Linked DNA regions of Mus musculus: region 1 is linked to region 2. Evidence: chromatin loops called from intact Hi-C (ENCODE). Cell type or tissue: gastrocnemius. All regions are shown on one strand. Each heading gives the region's core, and the rest is flanking DNA. Links, peaks and the distances in the headings are about the cores only. Region 1 holds the start of Med27 (mediator complex subunit 27). Region 2 has its middle 6.1 kb from the start of Gm30761.

What was found. Peaks named below come from ENCODE experiments on the same cell type or tissue, not always from the same donor. Only the 100,000 strongest peaks of a DNase experiment are listed, where the experiment ranks them.
Region 1: it touches region 2 in a loop (2.1-fold over the local background); 4 of 42 quality-filtered maps call a loop at or near these places.

The regions. Positions count from the first base shown.
Region 1 is chr2:29,341,085-29,350,914 of GRCm38, reverse strand. Med27 (mediator complex subunit 27) reads right to left here and starts at 4,105. Exons shown (of 8, transcript NM_026896.5): 1 at 3,868-4,105; 2 at 925-1,069. The coding sequence starts at 4,070. In gastrocnemius, for the core only: a CTCF peak has its summit at 4,204; DNase peaks (open chromatin) are centred at 3,851 and 4,128; H3K4me3 peaks cover 1,448 bases; H3K27ac peaks cover 950 bases.
Region 2 is chr2:29,547,747-29,557,908 of GRCm38, reverse strand. No RefSeq gene overlaps it. Among named protein-coding and RNA genes, the nearest start is that of Gm30761, 6.1 kb to the right of the region's middle. In gastrocnemius, for the core only: a CTCF peak has its summit at 3,725 (motif pointing right); a DNase peak (open chromatin) is centred at 3,748.

The DNA of each region.
Region 1 (9,830 bases), core at 1-8,000, 210 kb after region 2:
TATTCAGAGTCCAAGTTCTTTTAGTTCCCCCAGGGACAATCATCTTTCTGAATCTCCAACTTGCTTCAAACCAAAGAATACTAAAATAAGCCTACTACAGAAATTCAAAGAAAAAAAATCCCATAAAATCTATCAAGGCTCATCTGTCACCAAAACAGATGAGAGGGAGAGAACCAGGGCAGAGGGTGAAGGGTGGATGGGGGGAGGGGGGTTGTAGCAGTTCACAAACAAGAGCAGGTCTCAGCAGCTACCGAGAAAGGCTTCTAAACCTGTTCCCAAAACGTGCCAGTTCCCGTCAGCAGGCAAGCTCACAACACACAGCACACAGACAAAAAGGACTCAGGTAAACACACCGCTTCCAGGTTTGCAAGCCCAGTGGTTGCTGTGATTCACACTATTGCTCAGTTCTCCTTTTCCAACTTTCCTGAGAGCTACGCCATGGACCTGCCCACACAACACACCATAAAACCACACTCTGTAGCATATGGATTCAGGAGAAAGTGGAGCATAATCTAACCCATAGCACTCTCCAGATACTCTCCCAGCATGACAACACAAGACCATAAACGATGTGAGCAGCTAAGCCTTTCCATCGCCAGTCTGTGAACTGTAGGAGTCAGGACCTCCTGCTAAGCAAGAGAAGCTAGAACAGTTGCACCTTCCTCAGGCGAAACCGCACACACCACAGCACACTGCAGCACATTGTATGCACCATCCAGGGTTCTTTAAGCCGCTCTTATAGAACCACCCAATCTCCAGGCTAGGTATACATGATCTAGGATTCCCTATCACTTACAGGAAAGCCTAGAATTCCAACTCTATGGCCCATGCAGATGCAAAAGAAAACTTCCTCTCATGCTCTTTGCAGTTCTGGGAGAAACACTGGGTTTTGGTGGGTCAGCTCCATCTGCAGCAGCCCCTTACCTTGTTGGACCATTTGTATGCTTGCAGAAGCTGGCTGTAGAGTGGGGTTTTGTCCTGCACAGGATCCAGGCTTAGCAGCCCACTGTTATGAAGAGGGTGGTTCTCAGACGGCTTGCCTACCAGGTTGCTCAAACGTTCCAGTTCACTGAAAGTAAAAAGAGAAGCTACATAAACCCGAGTCCACTTCACTCCCTCAAGACCATCACACATCTTTTTTTCTTTTTTCTTTTTTCCTTTTTTTTTTTTTTCTGGTTTTCGAGATAGGGTTTCTCTGTGTAGCCCTGGCTGTCCTAGAACTCACTCTGTAGACCAGGCTGGCCTCGAACTCAGAAATCCGCCTGCCTCTGCCACCCGAGTGCTGGGATTAAAGGTGTGCGCCACCACGCCCGGTTCGGACATCTTTCGAGAAGAGTTTTGCAAAGGTAAAACAGAACAAAACAAAACAAAAACCTAGGGACAAACAAGAGAACGCCTAACTGAGGCGTTCTAATCTCAAACATGCCTGTCCAAACCAGTCATGGTAGCCCACACCTTTAATCCCAGCACTGGGGAGGCAAGTGTGATATATCAAAGTGAATTTGAGGCCAGCCTGGTCTACATAGGGAGTTCCAGGGCTACACAGTGAGACAAAATAAACATTTCCTGCTGTGGATGAATCTGAGTTGTTACACCCCAATATTTAAAAACCTTAGAGCTTCTTTGTGCCCTTAGGTTTGTTTTCCCTCAGGAATGGCAAGAGACGGCTATATTTTGTTTCTCTGTGTAGCCCTGGTTAGCCCTCTCATGCCATTCCAGAGGCAAAACAAACCTAAGGGCATAAGGTTCCTTTGCAAAGGAAGCTGTAGGTTCCCTAAAAACTGGGATGTAACAACTCTGATTCATCCACAGCAGAAGATGTTTAGGACCTTGCAGTAGAGTCTAACACTGCCTCCCATTCAGGATTTTTTTCGGACCCACATGCAGATCACTCCATTTGGCAAAGCAGCAAGTACCTGAATAAATCATGATTATTTATCATTTCACATTTCAGATTTGTGCACAGTGCTTCACAGATGGCAAAGCTTAGCAAAACAAAGAAGACATAAAATAAACACCATCAAGGGGGCTGTGTCAAACAAGCTCACTTCAGTCTAGCAAGAAAACTAGGGAGACACTTGGGAAAGTGGGCGAACGGTGAAATCACGAATTCTGGGGAGCCAGTTCCCAGCAGCCAGCAGGACACTGCTAACCACTCCCATGCTGCATCCAACCTCAAATCTTCAGCCACCTTCTTGGCACTACTGTACATTTAATAAGTCAAAGAAATATCAACATTACTAAAGTTTCTAAAGTGATAAAAGGCTGTGACATCCCATTAGAAAGCAGGGCAGAGATGACACACTTCTTTAATCCCACCAGCACCTGGGAGGTAGAAGCAGGGGGGGTCTCTGTGAGTTTGAGGTCAGTCAGCCTGATCTAAAAAGAAACTCTGTCTTAGGGGGGGAAAAAAGCCTCCCTCGGGGGAGTCAATGGAGTGGGGGTAGGGCATGCCATTGTCAAGCTGACAGAACAGGTATGTGTGTAGTTTAAGGAGGGAGTGGAATACGGGGAGGAAAGGCACACAACACTTCACTACTTCCTCCTCCATCCTACTTGACTAGTTGATGGGTGGAGGGAGTCCTGGGGGTTTGCCTGCCTGACACACAGAAGGCACGGAGCTGGAACCAGGCACTATAGAGGAACATGAGGTGGAAGAGAGGAAACCCAACCTGACCAGATCACCAAATGCTCAATTTCAGAAGTAAAAAGCTCAAATCCAAGCCGGGCGTGGTGGTGCACGCCTTTAATCCCAGCACTCCGGAGGCAGAGGCAGGCAGATTTCTGAGTTTGAGGCCAGCCTGGTCTACAGAGTGAGTTCCAGGACAGCCAGGGCTATACAGAGAAACCCTGTCTGGGGGGGGGGGGGAGACCTCAAGTCCTTCCATTCTAATTTCTAAGACAGGAAGAAAACACAAGTTCAGGCACAGAAGACATGCCTACTAAACTGTGTGTGGTGGCACACACCTTTAATCCCAGCAGATTAATCCAGAGAGGCAGAGGCAGGAGGATCTCTTGTGAGTTTGAGGCCATCCTGGTCTACAAATTGAATTCCAGGACAACCAAGACTGTTACCCTGAGAATCCCTGTCTCAAAATCCAAAGTGCCTTCTATGCATGGCATCTGAGTAATGTCTTCTCAGCAAACTCTTAATACACTAATGATGTAAAAGGAGTCCCGTGAGGGAAATATGTAATCCCCAATTATTAGGGGTTAACCTGCTCAAACATTCCTTTCCCGTTGTAGTGAACTGAGTCCTCTGAAACTGAACCTAAATAAATTCTTCCTCTTAAACATCCTAATAGATGTAAGACTGTATCTCTCGAGAAAAGAGCTAAACAAAAGGAATGATGGTGACTGGCAGTGAGGAGCAGGTGGCTTCGGAGGGGAAATGGAAAGAGGCAAAGGTAACGGAGGTAGTCTGAGAATGAGGTGAGGTGGAACTGATGAATTCTAGGCTCTGAGGATGGGAACTGGAGCTCATCGGATCGAGAGGTACGTAATTGGGCCTGGGACAGTGTTGATGGGGAGACTGGCCCGATGTGATGGAGCCCAAGGAAAAGGTCTGATAAGATCGACGAGGTGGAAGTTCCTGAGAAGAGGTTTCCTCATCAGATAGGACCACTACAGCGGGAACCGAGGACCACAGATGACAACCAGGACGAAATGGCCAACAGAATGAATACTAGGTAACGGGACGGGAGACAAGGAGTCCCTGAGAGGCTGACTAGGACCGGGAGATGAGCGAAAGTGACAGCGGACTGTGAATAAAGGAGAGAGGCCCGTGACTGGGCAGACTGGCGCGGGATCCGGGCGGGACAGGTGCCAGAAGGGTCCTCAACCCCGATCCTTTCAGCCAGTACCTACTTGAGGTCCCGGTTGACGGAATGCAAGTTGTCCTGGAAGTTCGCGATGAAGGCCTTCTCGCGGCCCTCCAGCGTCTCTTTGTTGCGCATGCCATCCTTAAGGCAGTCGAAGACCCTACTCACGCTAGAGCGTAGCGCCTGGATGGCGCTAATAGCCTGCGAAAAGGCCTCCAGGTTCACACCAACGCTCAGCACGTCCGCCATGTTGCAGCTGTCACAGCCGGCTTTCCAGAGTCCACAGCCTGAGCGGCGCGCGGCGCTTCGTGATGACGTTGTCCTAGGAGGGTATTGGGATGTGTAGTTTGCGACGTGGCTCCCATCCAGGAAGCTCTAGCGAACTTGGAAAAACAGCGCCAGTCTGACTGAATGAGAGAGTTGACCACAAGTTATGATCTCCATCTAGGGAAGTCATTTTGTCCTCTCCTTTTGCTTAATAGTGAATGACAAAGAAATGCAGAAGCCCACTGTGTATCTCCAAAATTTGAACAGTCACATAGGAATTTCTCAAAACAATAAAATGTCCCCAGAGTACATGAATGAGTCCATATTCATAAATAAAGGGGAAGAACTCTCTTACCTGTAGTAAAATGCCAACACATAAATGAAGGCAGAGTGATACAAGAAAACTGCCACTTGGCAGCCTAAATAATTGGTTAAGGTATGAATCAATTGATGTTTTTTCGAAACAGCAAGGTATTCTATATAGTTTCAAAACGTTTTTCTTTATGAAACTTAAAAGGAAATAGAAAACATTTGGGCTACATGAGGACCTGTGTCCAAAAAGTAAATTAACAATAATAATAATAATAGAAATTATGGTATGTGTCCAAAAGAATTGAAAGCAGTGTCTAAATGAGATGTTTGTACTTCCATATCCACCGCAACCTCATTCACTATAGTCAAGTGTGAAAGGAGCCAGATATCTACCAACGTATAAGCAAATAAGCAAAATGTGATTATATATGATACAAATTGATATATACTGTGACATCAAAATGGACAATATACCTTTCAAGTTAATGGAAGATCAAAACAGGGAAAATAGACCTTGCAGCTTAGGGGATCTGTTTGCAGTTAAGACAGTTAAGAATAAGTTCCTCTGTCCTGTGCAGGCTAAAGTTTCTGTTTGTAATTAAAGAATAAGTTCTATTTGCCTCATGTTAAGTCCTTGCAAGTTAGGGTTTTTATTTGTAATTAAGAATAAGTTCCTGGGACTAGAGAGATGGCTCAACGATTAAGAGCACTGACTGCTCTTTCAGAGGTCCTAAGTTCAATTCCCAGCAACCACATGGTGGCTCACAACCATCTGCAGTGGGATCAGATGCCCTCTTCTGGTGCATCTGAAGTCAGCTACAGTGTACTCACATACATAAAATAAAAATAAATCTTAAAAGAAAAAAAAAAGAATAAGTTCTTGTTCTTTTTGTTTGGTTTGTTTTTGTTTGGTTTTTCGAGACAGGGTTCCTCTGTGTAGCCCTGACTGCCCTGGAACTCACTCTGTAGACCAGGCTGGCCTTGAACTCAGAAATCCACCTGCCTCTGCCTCCCAAGTGCTGGGATTAAAGGCGTGTGCCACCACTGCCCTGCCAAGTTCTTGTTCTTTAGGTAAGCTGCAAAACACGTTTTCAACCTCTACACTAAACTCGTGACCACATTCACTAGATGAGCATCCCTCCCCTTGTTCCTCCCTTTCATTGCATCTTTCTAACAGTCGTCTGTGTGAGCACTCTCCTATAAAAAGGACCTCAAGGGGCTGTGTATTAGTCAGGGTTCTCTAGAGTCACAGAACTTATGGACAGTCTCTAGATAGTGAAGGAATTTATTGATGACTTACAGTCGGCAGCCCAATTCCCAACAATTGTTCAGTCGCAGCTGTGAATGGAAGTCCAAGGATCTAGCAGTTACTCAGTCTCACACAGCAAGCAGGCGAAGGAGCAAGAGCTAGAGCTAGACTCCCTTCTTCCAATGTCCTTATATTGTCTCCAGCAGAAGGTGTAGCCCAGATTAAAGGTGTGTTCCTTAAACTCCAAGATTCAATCTTCTGGAATCCATAGCCACTATGGCTCAAGATCTCCATACCAAGATCCAGATAAGGATCTCCAAGCCTCCAGATAAGGGTCACTGGTGAGCCTTTCCAATTCTGGATTGTAGTTCATTCCAAATATAGTCAAGTTGACAACCAGGAATAGCCACTACAGGCTGCTCTCCCAAATCCTGACTTGGGGTGAGTCAGCTGGCTAGCCACTCTAGATTCACCCCCAAATAGATTACTTTAGTTGGACAACAGTGGATTTGGTCTTTTCTCCTCTAGATTCTCAGGTTTAACATTACCTTTTTTCCTAAGAGGGAAATTCTGACACATGCCAATCAGATAACATCCTAATAACATCTGCAGATTCATGAATCATTTTATTGTTTAGGCGTGATGATAAAGACCTGTAACCCCAGAACTTGAGAGTAAATCAGAAGTCTAGGACTTAAAAGTCAGCATAGGTGCAGCATGGGTGCTATACCAAAAGAAAAAAAAAAGACATGTTTGGGGGCTGGGCAGAGGCTTAGTGACTAAGTGCACTGGCAGCTCTTATAGAGGGTGTGGGTTTGGTTCCCAGAATCCACATGGCAGCTCACAATCAGCTGTAATTGCAGTCCAAAGGGATCTCTTGCCCTACTCTGGCCTTCAAGATCACAGCACACACGTGGTGTACAAGTGTGCTTGTAAGCAAAATACCCGTACAAATAAAATAAAATGAAGAGGGACGGCACACATTTGCCAGTGACAATTTCACAGATGAAACTGGAACAAAAAACTATAGGAAGCAAAACTGTCACACACAAAAAGACAAATATCCTAAGATTCTGTTTTTATGAAGTATAGAAGCAGTCAAAATCGAATGGTGAGAATGTGAAATTGTAGCTTCCAGGGGCTGGTTTCCAGTAAAGTTCACACATCTAAAGAAAAGACTTCTAGCATAGACACTGTAGAAAGAAGAGAGTTTGGGGTGTAAACAAAATATTTCCCAAATCTGGTGCTGCAGTTTAAGGCATCTTACTTATTTTTCGGCCGTGTCTACTATGGACACACAGTTTGGAACAGAGAAGATAGAGGAGCAAGAAGGAGTTCATGATGCTGACCTTCATTGTGTCGTCATATCAATCAGGAAGATGAGCCCTTCTGGGGTTTCTAGGAGCAACAAAAAGAACCAGCTGTACCTAAGGATGTAGCTCAGTGGTAGACTGTTTGTCTGATATATGTGAGGCTCTGGATTCAGTCTCCAGTCCCAGGACCTGAATTGGTTATGGGGAAGCTTCAGGGAAAGAAGAGTTTAGCCTGTCATCTCAGGAACATTAAAGAAAGTGGACTTGGAAAAGTCTCTGTGGATGGCAGATGGAAACGCTTACAGAGCAATGTAAATGAATGGTTACACAGCACTGTAACAGACAGAATGCCACAGAACCAGGTGTGTACGATACAAAGGAACAAACCAGAGACTAGAAAGCTGGCTCAGCAGGTAGGGGCACTTGTTGCTCTTGCAAAGGGCCTGAATTAGGTTCCTGGAACCCACTCAGTGGCTCACAACCAGTTATCTGTAACTCCAGTTCCAGGAGGTCTGATCTGTTTGGGCATCCAACACACCATGATGCATACACAAAGATGCAAGCAGAAAAAAAAAATACACACACACACACATAAAGATTTTTTAAATAATTAAATAAAATTTAAAACTTAAAAAAAAATCTCAGAACATCTTTTTTAAAGCTTAGTAATATAAAAGATTGCTTAGCAGGTAAAGACAGCCTGGATTCAGTCTCCAAGCCAAACATAGTAGAAAAGCAGTACCAATTTCCACAAGTTGTCCCCTGACATAAACACAAACATCCATACCATGCAATAATAATAGTGTGGTGGTGGTGATGATGATGATGCATTTAAAATGATTTATTTATTTATTTATTTATTTATTTATTTATTTATTTATTATTTAATGTATACTAGTACACTGTAGCTGTCTTCAGACACACCAGAAGAGGGCGTCAGGTCCCATTACAGATGGTTGTGAGCCACCATGTGGTCTCTGGGAATTGAACTCAGGACCTCTGGAAGAGTGAGCTTAACTGCTGAGCCATCTCTCCAGCCCCCAGTAATACATTTTTTAAATGGGGAGAAAATAGACTAGACTTTACAGACACTAGCTTACCTGAGGGGTCAGGATCAGTGTTACTGGGGACAGAACACACTGTGTTCTTCCAGACACTATGTACTGAAAGGAGACACTGAGACTTCTGTTCGGTTCCTGCTCCCACTACCCCTCCCAAGAATGCAAACCTTGAATTTAATAAGAACCTAAACTGAAAACTAACCTCAAACTGAAATGCATGCAACAGAATAATTGACCTGTTGGAGTTTTGAACAGAATAATAATATTGTGTTAACAAGAGCTCATGAAGGCAGAGAAGCTGCTCCAGGCCAGGGGTTGCTTTCAGGATCTGACAACAGAGCGCAATGCTGTCCCTAGGCTCGTCGGACTGACACAGCTGCGGAAGTCTGAGAAAGGTCTGTAAATTAGTTGTGAGCATTTTGCCCATGACAATTCCATGGCATTATTCATCATGCTGTGATTACAGAAGAAGATCCCCTTGTTTGGGGGAATACATCTATACTATGTGAAAAAGACCGTCACTGTGTCGATATAAGAAAGGAAATACCACGGGGATGCTTATTTGGAGAGAGGAAGACAAGCAAATGTACCAAGGTGTTGGGCAGCAGTCCTGCCACATGACAATTCATATATATATATATATATATATATATATATATATATATATGTATATATATATATATATATATATATGTATATATATATGTATATATATATATATACACACATATATATATGTATGTATGTATGTATGTGTGTATATATATATATATGAATTGTAAGTTAGAAATGATGTCACTACCCATTATTTTAGGTGGCTTCATGATTTTAGGGCAGGGAAAGTAAAATCACAGTCCAGAAGGCAAGCAAACTCTTCCTTTCTGCCAGGCTATGCTGACAGAATGGTGTGTGTGCCTAATAATTCCCACCTTCTCCTCAGCCTGACTGTAGCATCTCAACTTTAATCCATTGGTTCTGAAAGTTTAAGGGTAGATTCTGGGGACTGGAGAGACAGCTGCAATGTTAAGAGCACTGGCTGCTCTTACAGAGGACCCAGGTTTGGCTCCCAGAAGCCATGTGACTGATCACAGCCACCTGTAACTCCAATTTCACAGGATCCAACGACCTCTTCTATCCTCCATGTGCAGCAGGCACACATGTGATGTGCACACATAAAACACTTATACACATAAAATAAAAATAGGCTAACTTTTTAAAAGATAAATTCTACACAAAAATCTGTTTCCCAGTGTTGTTTTGCCTGAGACAACACTCAAGTGCTCCTTGAACACATTCACGGTGCTGCGAAGGAAAAGCATTCCGTTGACTTGGGCTTCAACTGTAGTTTTCATTTCTAGGCATCAACCTCACCTTCACAGTGCTGCTAATTACAGCTTTGCTTAAGGCAGGAGTTGGGGCTGTAAGGACATCCACTGGAGAGATGGCTCAGTGGCTAAGAGTACTGGCTGTGCAGCCATTCCAACCTGAGTTTAAATCCCTGGGGCCAGAGGAAAAAAGGACACACACGAGCCTCTAACACCAGGGCTGTGGGGTTAGAGATAGGAGAATAACTGAGACCAGCTGGCTGCTAGCCGATCAACAGATTCATAGATGAATACCCAACACATGTATGTTTACAAACACCACACACATGCATATGTCACATACATATAAATAAAAAAATAATAATTTCAGGCTGTAGATTTTTCTCCTTCCTAACCTCTGATTAGGTTTTTTGTTTTTGTTTTGTTTTGTTTTTTTGTTTTTTGAAACGAGGTTTCTTTGTGTAGCCATGGCTGTCCTGGAA
Region 2 (10,162 bases), core at 709-8,708:
TGCTGCCATCAATTATTCAGCCTGAGCATTTCGGAACGAACTCAGAAAACATGGGCCAGGCTTTTTGTTGTTGAGGTCCCCTTCCAGTCCATCAGACCCGCACCTGGCATTGAAACAGAGAGAGGGCCATCTGGGAGGGGTAGAGATCGGAGAACTACAGGATCTGGTGACATCAGGACTCTTGCAAAGGGTTCTAGGTGCCACAGAAGGCTGTCACCCATCACAGGGCCTTTGATTCCTCCCTGACAGTAGCTGATGGGTTGATCTGGGACTGTGCATAATTCATGAGCCCCCCAGCAGCTGTGAATTCTGAGCAGATCTTTGCCACAGTATGGGCGAAGCTGAGCTGGAGGGAGGGATGTGGCATATGCGTCCTTCGAGTGTCCATGCCCTGTCTTGTTGCTACCGAGAAGGTGTGGGGGAGCAAAGGAGGCCCCAGGGATTGGAGAATTCGGCCCCTGAAGAGAGGTGATGACTCAGATGGGCGAGGACATTAACCTATCATCTCCTCCCAGTGGGTCGCCAAGGGACCTCTCAGGCCACCTCAGCACACACAGCTAGCAGGGATCCCTGGAGCATGTGGTTGGCTCTGCAGCCGGCACCCTACTCCCCTCCAATAAGACCAAGGTTATAGGCTGGCGAAATGGCCCAGTGGGTGAAGTGCTAGGCAGCAGGAGGACATGAGTTTGGATTCCCAGCAACCATGAATAAGCAATAAGCGAAGCTTGTGGGGTAAAAATCTGTAGCTTTAGTGCTGAGGGTGGGGTGGAGACTGATGGATCCTGGGGCTCGATGGCCAGCTAGTGGTGGTTAATGAAAGACTTTGTCTCAAAAAACAAAGGTTGGGGCTGGCAAGATGGCTCAGTGGATAAGAGCACTGACTGCTCTTCCGAAGGTCCTGAGTTCAAATCCCAGCAACCACATGGTGGCTCACAACCACCCATAATGAGATCTGACACCCTCTTCTGGTGCGTCTGAAGACAGCTACAGTGTATTCATGTATAATAATAAATAAATCTTTAAAAAAAAAAAAAAAAAAAAAAAAAAACAAAGGTTGGCAGGATGGCTCAGCAGGTGAGGACAGTTGGGGCCATGCCTGATGACTGGCGTCCATCCCCAGGAGCCATATGGTGACAGAAAGGACCGGCTCCCACAAGTTCTCCTCTGACCTCTACACATGCACTAGGGCATACACTCGTGCACCCCTGTAAAAACAAAGTCTAAAATAAGGTAGAGACTAGTTAAGGAAGGCATGCCAGTGCAACCCTGGCCTCTTCACGCTGCCTGCTCAGGAACATATATGCCTTCATACAGGCATGCAACACACATGCACGCACACACACACACACACACACACACACACACACACACACACACGCACACACGGGTGGGGGAGGCAGACAGACTGATAGAGACAGAGACAGAGAAAGACAGAGAGACAGAGACACAAATACACACACACACACACACACACACACACACACACACACACACACACACACACAGAGAGAGAGAGAGAGAGAGAGAGAGAGAGAGAGAGAGAGAGAGAGAGAATACAAGGTCGAGACGCCCCAGAAAAAGTGCTTCACTCTTTGCTCCATGTGCGGTTGAGCCCTGGTTTGTGTATCAGAGTCAATACTTGGGTTGCGTGTCCCCATCCTGCTTGGCTCTCCAGGGATGAGGGTTCCCTGTCTTGGGGTGTAGCCTTAGGCAGGGCCTTAGAACTACAGACTTTGGCTGAAGCATGGAGCAGGATCCAAACTAATAAGAAGCACAAAAACGCATTTGATACTTGTTTGAGATGCTGTTTAGACATGATGACTTAGTACGTGGAGATCAGGCTCCCAAAACCAGCAAGAGTAGAACTGCCCAGAACCGCCCAGAACCGCCTCCTTTCCCTTCCTTCTCTCTCCTCCAGTTTTTGTTGTTGCTGTTGCTTTTTTTTCCTTCTGGAGTCTTGCTACATTGCTCAAGCTGGCTTTGAACTCTTGGCTTCCCAAATACAAGGAACTGTAGGATGCAGGACAGTGCCCATCCTATAGATTTAAAAGAGTAGTGTCTGCCTGTAATGGACTCAGGGTTGGGGGTCAAGGCTGATCGAAGATCCATCCAGTCTTCCTAAAGTGGCCCCACTAGCCACTGTCTGGCTAGGGACAGGTGCTGGGAGGGTGGGGGAGGGGGAACCCGACTCTGCCCCTGACTTTCTGACTGAAGCTTAGCCAGGGGTATTTTTCAAATAATTACGTTGTTCCTTTTTTTCATTTTTGTTTTGGTTGAGAACATTGATTTTTTTTCTCATAGTATAGATTTTTTTTGAAGCTGCAAAAGTAATACATACATCAATGTTTTATTGTTCTCCTCACTTTTCTGTATTTAAGGTTTTTTTTTTTTTCAATATTATGCATGTCTGAGTTGGGCATGGGGGCAGATCTCTGAGTTCAAGGCCAGCCTGGTTTACAGAGTGGATCCCAGGACAACCAGGACTATACAGAGAAACCCTGTCTTGAGGGGAAGAAGTGTGTGTGTGTTTCAAGCTCCCTAAACACACACACACACACATACACACACACACACAAACACACACACACACACACACACACACACACACACACACGAAAGCAGAGAAACACAGAGAAGCTTTCAGCTTTCAGCTTCTCTTTCAGAGGGGCTGGAGTGATGAGCCGTGGTTAAGAATCGTTGCTGCTCTTACGGAGGACCACAGTTCAGTTCCCAGCACCCAGGTAGATCACAACTGCCTATGACTGCAGCTGCAGGGGACCTGAGACTCTCTTCTGGCCTCCGTGGACAGCTGTTGCATATACATCCCCACACCCCCACACAAATGAAAATAAACCTTAAGAAAAGAAGGAAAATAGAAAAGAAAAGGCCAGAAGGCTGGGCATAGTTGTGGGCACCTTTAATCCCCGAACTCAGGAGATAGAAAGAGTGAAGCAGCAAGGGACCGTGAGTTACACCCAGCCTGGCAGCATTTTAAATTTCAGGCCAGTCAGGGCTATGTAGTGAGGCCCTGCCACAAACAAACAAACAAACAAGCAAACAAACAAACTGTACAAAAACAAAAAGGCAAAATAAACGTGAAAAGCTTCATCCCCCAGTCCCTGCATTCAGAGATCAGCTCATAGCCTGTTTTCTAGGCCCACGGCAGCACGAGCAGAGACAGCCTCCCAGAGTTAGCGAGTGTGGGAAGAGCATACAACATCAAACACAACATCAAACTTGTTTGCTTTTCTCAGATGAGATCTCATGTAGCCCAGGCTGGCCCTGAGCTCCTGCTTTCCTGCCTCTAACTCCCCAGTGCTGGGATTATAGGTGTAGACCACCTTGCCAGGCAAAGACGCACATTAACCTTACCTTAGCTCATGTTTTCTTGGCATTAAGCATGTGCACACTGTTGGCACCACCTTCTGTCTCCAGACCACTCTCACTTCCCCATTACTCACTGAGTCACACATCTACCCTCAGCCTCTGGGAGAGGCCATGGGCCGAGCCAGAGACACTTCACTGTGTGGTAACTGTAAGTATCACTGTGTCAAGAGTTGTAGACACCCAAAGCTACTCGATGTCACTGGGAGAAATGAATGTAAATTAAAGCAGAGGCATACCATGCTCATGAACAGGAAGGCTGCATATGCTCTTTACAGTCAATAGGTTTTTCCTTTTTTTAGAAAAATACCTTTATTTTTATGTATGCATGCAGTACCAACAGTAGCCAGAAGGGGGCTCCAGGTCTCCTGGAGCTGGAGTTAAAACCAATCATGAGCTGCCATGTGGGTACGGGGGAAACTGGGTCCTCTACAAAAGCAGCCAGTGCTCTAATCACTGAGCAGCCTTTCCAGCCCCAGGTTTTTCCTAGACTTTGATAAGCTGATTCAGAAAGGAAATGAGAACCAAATAGATCTCAAGGCTGCTGCTGCCACACCACCAGACTCAGACATGTTGTGAGGCCAATGCCACAAGGACATTGAGTGACTGGCAAACTGATCCACAGAACAAGAAGTAAATCCAGACGTAAAGCCCCCCCCCCAATCAACCCACCACTGTCAACTAAAATAGTATCAGCTAGGATAACCTCAGTGTCCTGGAGGCAGACCATCCCTAAACATACCTCAGAGATAAAGATGCCTGTGGAAGGATTAGAGGGTCTGAAAACCAAAGAGAAAACTGATGGGTGGAAATAGCTCAGATAATGGGAAGGTATCTGTGGTGAGACAGCACTAGCCATAGCAGAGAAAAGGTGTGTGGGGGGCTGCAGTGAGGCTGTCCATCAAAAGAGCCCAAAGCAAAAACATGGGGGTGGGGGCGGACAGTTCACAGAGGGAGAGATCCCAGAGTGGGAGCCTGCCTAGAGAAAGGGGCCAGGGGAAAAGGCACATGCCAAGAAAGGGCCCAAGGAGAGAGCCAGAGCGAGCCAGAGAATGACTGGGGGCGGGGGTGGGGAGAGTCAGAGAACATAGGAAGTGGGCCCAGGGAGGCTAGCTCTCAGTCATCCTTCACAAAACATTACGTTTTAGAAGTTAGTAAAAAAGATTTATGGAATGGAATGTTACAACAGGCTCCCAGGAAAAGCAAGTTTCACACCAAGTTGTACATAAAAAACAAACCAGAAACAACTGTCACAGTTACTGTTGTCAACTGGCAGGCTCCGGACTCCCGTCAGATGCAAGCCTCTGGGCGTGCCTGTAAGGGACATATTTATTGTTAATTGAAGTAGGGAGGCACACTCTAAAAGTGGGTGGTGGCAATCCAGGACCAGGGCTCCTAGACAGCTGTGGCTCCTGGGATGCTGCTAAGCCTTATGACCTGGGTTCAATTCCCAGGACCCCCACCCCACCCCATGGTGGAAGGAGGCAACCAGCTTCCACAAGATGCTCTCTGAATCTCCTCCCACCCACATGCTTTGGAAGGCATTGGGTGTGGGTGCTTGCCGCCCCACATGGTAGAAGGAGAGACCGGGACTCCCAACAGTCATCTTTTGATCTCCACTCACCTGCTGTGGCCAATGCACTCACCACCCCCACACATATGTACACACAAATAAATAAATACTTAAAAATTGAACGCAGCCTAGAACTGGGAAAGATGAGCAGCTATTCTTGGCAGCAAGCAAGGACTGAAGAAGGATGCAGGGACTTGACACCCCAACCCCACAGCGGCAGCAGCAATGTAGCCCAGGAGAAGTGCCCACCCACCCACTCACCTCAGATCGATCGCTGGGTGAAAAGTGGACACCTACACGGTAGAATGTCACTCACCCTGGAGAAGAAGGAAAGACGTGATGACATATGCTCCAACACCGGTGAGCATATGTGGACATTGTGCTAAGTGAGAACTAGCCAGTGAGTAAAGGTTAAGCGACAGGTCCATCCAGGCGAGGGACCTTTGAGAGTCAAGTTCAAACAGAGCTGAGGCTGGGAGGAGGGGCTGATGTTTGTGGGAAGCACTGGGGAGAAAGAAGTGTCCTAGAGATGGATGCCAGTGACTGCGGCACAGTGATGGCGCTCTGTGTGCTTCAAGTCACCCAAACCACGCCCTGAAGACAACAAAAGTTATGTAGTTATGCATATTTTAGCATAATAAAAGAATCAAAGAGCCAGTGGAGAAGACTGGTAGAGAGGTCTGAGCAACAGGAGTGCCTGGCTCTGCTCCTTAAAGGGCACTAAAGGAGCCCATGGAACATGGAGGCTGGCCCTGTACCACCCTGTACCCCAGTGATGGAGCCCAGGTGGTGTCCTTCACAGGAAGACAGGGAGGCCAGAGGGCTGGAGAAGTGAAGGATCCAGGCTGAGTGGTTGGAGGCAGCAGCTCAGGAAAGTGATATAAGTGTGTCTTCCTAGGGGGCTAACCCTAGGTGAGCCCTTCAGCTGCCTACACAATCTAAAGCGGCTACAATGTTGCTAGTCACCATGACCTTACCCGGAGCACCTCATACAAGCCACCTCTGATTGGTGGGGAGTCTAGGCAGTCCATGGCTGAACAGAGACATGCTAGCCTGTTCTGTGATCAAGTAATTGCCTAGAGGGCTTTGGAGTACAGCTGAGGTCACATTCTGTGACTCAGTTTCTTTTTCTTTTTCTTTTTCTTTTTCTTTTTCTTTTGTTTCTGTTTACAGCAGTCATTTTTGTTTTGTAGCAATAGCTTATTATTAATGTACCATGGATAGACATAAAAAACCAACATCCCCTGCCCCAGCAAGGAATTTGGAAAAACTTTAACAAACAGAGCAGACTCCCTGGATATGCTCGGGAGTCAGCGATCCTGTGACATGCCATCTCTGCTTTGGTACCCAGGAGACTGTGAGCCTCTTCAAGGATTCCAATGCTTCGGGGAGTCCAGGGTCATTTTGAGAGGGCTCCTTGGATTTCTTCTGCCTGGTGGTCACTCTTGATGAGTAGCAGGATCTGAGTCTTCCCCAAGCCTTGAAGCCAAAAAACCCCCAGCTTCCTCTTCATTTCTCTTTGATGCTGCTTGAAGAACCAGTATCTGATGACTTCTTTCCGCAGTTTGAGTTCCTCAGCCAAGGCCTGCAGAGTTTCCTCCTTAGGGTAACGGTCTGTCTCGAAGCACTTTCTTAGCTTCTGCAACTGCTCAGAGGCGAACTTAAAGGTCCTTCTATCCTTCAAGTACAGGTTCTGAATTGTCTTCATCTCAGTTTCTTCCATCATGGCAGCTGCTCACTTGAGTTCCCTCCTTCAGTTTTGTGACTCAGTTTCTTTCTTTCTTTCTTTCTTTCTTTCTTTCTTTCTTTCTTTTTCTAATGTTATTCTGGTTCTTTATTTATTTATTTATTTATTTATTTTAATTTTTATTAGATATTTTCCTCAATTACATTTCCAATGCTATCCCAAAAGTCCCCCATACCCTCCCCCCCCACTCCCCTACCCACCCACTCCCACTTTTTGGCCCAGGTGTTCCCCTGTACTGGGGCATATAAAGTTTGCAAGTCCAATGGGCCTCTCTTTCCAGTGATGGCTGACTAGGCCATCTTTTGATACATATGCAGCTAGAGACACGAGCTCTGGGGTACTGGTTAGTTCATAATGTTGTTGCACCTATAGGGTTGCAGATCCCTTTAGCTCCTTGGATACGTTCTCTAGCTCCTCCATTGGGGGTCCTGTGATCCATCCAATAGCTGACTGTGAGCACATTCACTTATGTGTTTGGTGACTCAGTTTCTATAGCTCCCTAAGCCAGAGAAAAAGCTTCAGTCTGGGGTCTGCAGCAATATGGTCACCAAGAGAATGGCAAATGGGGTTCCATGTGTTTTAGGAATCCCGGATGTCTTGGTGTCTGTGGTGGTCTAGGGTACAGGGAGAAGGCCCAAAGGCTGCAATGTTGGGTTGCCCTGGCTAGAGGGATGATTGACGACGAAAACTAATGTTGCAGAGAGCCTGGTGGGAGGACTTGGGAGGGCTCACTGTGACTGTGGTCTCGCATTTAAGGTCTCCCTGATGCTCATGGAAGACCCATGAGACAAGCAATCCCTGTTGCTTCTGATACTCTCTCTAAGGATGTGGCACCTTCCTCAAGGAGAGCTAAGCAGCTTCTAGACATGGTGCTGCCTCCTGAAGACAATCCATCACCTGACACCTCAGCCAGCCTGGCCTCTTAAAGGCCACATAGTGAGAAGATGCCAATACGATATTTATATTCCTCTCAAGCAGCTGCTGAATCGGACTTTCTGCTTACAACCCCACGCCCCTCCCAGATCCCCTATTCCTCTTCATCATCTGTTGGATGGAGGCTTTTGGGGCCAATTGCTGGGAGGATTTTTTTTTCTTCTTTTAATTTTCTGTATTGGGTTTAATTAAACCAAGGTATGCATGACCCTGTCGGATCATATCAAAATGGGCCACTTTGCTGCATGAGGAAAACCACCAGCATAAATTATTGATTCATCTTCATTGAAATTAATCTGCCAATGACTTTCTTCTGTTGGGGTTGGGGCAGGGACCTGGGGCACCCTGTGATGTGCCAGCACAAACAGCATTTGAAAGTCCCATCTCAGGGTGACATGAGATTGAGGCAAAGACAGCAAGCGGTGTCAAACACGAGCACATACCCAGATGCCACTGCGAGGGTTTAGATGCAATTTCTAACGTGGCCCTCCTCCCGTCCTCCAGTCCTCCACTCCTCTGGTCTTCCGGTCCTCCCGGCCTCCAGTCCTCCGGTCTTCCGGTCCTCCCGGCCTCCAGTCCTCCGGTCTTCCAGTCCTCCCGGCCTCCAGTCCTCTGGTCCTGCCCCAACCACAGAGCACCAAGGTTTTAAGAGATGGAAGGATGGAGCCTGAGCTTCATGCTGGGCTGCTTGAACATTGACTGAGAAAGACAAAGTAACACAAACTCCAAAATTAATATCCAAAACAAGTTATCCAAGAAATTAAGTCCCAGAAATTAAGGTTATGGGACAAAGATAACTCCAGACCCAGGTTTCTTTGCTGGAAGAACCCGAAGTTCTCACAAATCTACTAAGACGGTAGACAGAAGGGTGTGGCCTTAGTGTCCCGACAGGGACATGTTAGCCACAAGCTCCCAGCAAGCAAGTGGACTCGATTCTGGAGGCAAGGTCGGTTGCTCTAAAGCAAATCAACAAAGGAGAGGAGCAACTCACATGACTGCTGCTGGAAATGCAATACACTCATGAAGGAAAGCCCTTAGGGAACCCCAGAGAAGGAGACTGCCCGCCTCGGGAAACACTGTTGTGGGGCAGCTCACAGCTTCCAGCCCTAGGAGTGCAGCATCCTCTTCTGCCCTTTGCAGAAACCTGCACTCACGGACTCATGGCCGGCACTGCCACAGACACATAATTAAAACAAAATAAATCGTTTTTTAATTAAGCACTCATTCTAGAGACAAAGGCAGAGAATCTTTGTGGGTTTGAGGCCAGCCTGGCTTATATAGAGAGTTCCAGGCCAGTCGGGATTGAGTGGTGACACCTTGTCTCAAAAATTAATAAACAAGCAAATAAATAAATACCCTTCTTCCAGCTCTAAGCCTGGAAGCGCGAGATTCGCTCTCCTCAGCACTTTTAATAACCCACTATCCTCCTTGATGCAATTAGAATTAGGAGAGAAAAATAAAGTTGTCTTCAGTCTTCACAGATGATAAAACTGTACACATTGAAAATCTAATAGAATCTGCAGAGCATTAGAATCATAAGTAAGTTTATCAAATTTGTTACAAACATGGTTAGTCTTCTTATTCTAGGAAAAAAAGGAGAAATGGAACAAAATAACATTGGCGGCAGCATCAAAGAAAATAAAATACCAGCTGGGTCTCAACACGCGTGAAGCTGGGGCTGGAGGGTTAGAATTTCAAAGTCAGCCTGGGCTACATAGGAAGACTCTGCCTCAAAACATTAAATGAAACTAAAGCCCAGTAAAGCTAAGGGTGGCAGAGTACGTTCCTGCAATCCTAGCCTTTTAGAGGTGAAGGCAGAAGGATCAGAGTTCAAGGTTAGTCACAGCTACATAATGAGTCTGAGAGCAGCCTGTGCTACATGAGATCCTGTCTTGAAAAAAACAAAACAGAAAAATAATAAATAAATAAAAATAAATAAAATGGAAATGAAAGTCAAACATTGAAGGATTAAACCTCTGGTGTATTTTTAAGATACATTTCATTTAGGGAGTATGGGTGTCAGCATGTATATACACATACATGCACTATGTGTATGCCTGGTGACCTCAGAGGTCAGAAGAGGCATACAGGCATGTATTCTCTGAGACAGGAATTACAGATGAAACCAAGTGTGTCTGCTGGGAACCAAACCGGGGCTCTTGACCGCTGGTCTCCTGTGAAGCCAACTCTACTACATCCTCAACAATCCAGTTTTTGTTTCTTTGCTGCCTTTGTTTTGTTTTTAAAGAGTCATTTTATTATTTATTTACTTATCTCTCTCTCTCTCTCTCTCTCTGTGTGTGTGCGAGCGTGTGCAATAAAAAAAGGCAGAAGGGGCATTGGTTCTCCTGTATCTGGAGTCATAGGTGGCTGTGAGCTGCCTGCTATGGACGCTGGGAACCAAACTCAGGTCCTCTGCAGAAGCAGTAATGCTCTTAACCACTGGACCATCTCTTCAGCCCCTCCATCAAAACAAAAACAAAAACAAAAACAAACAAACCAAACAAAACCCCAACCCCCCAACC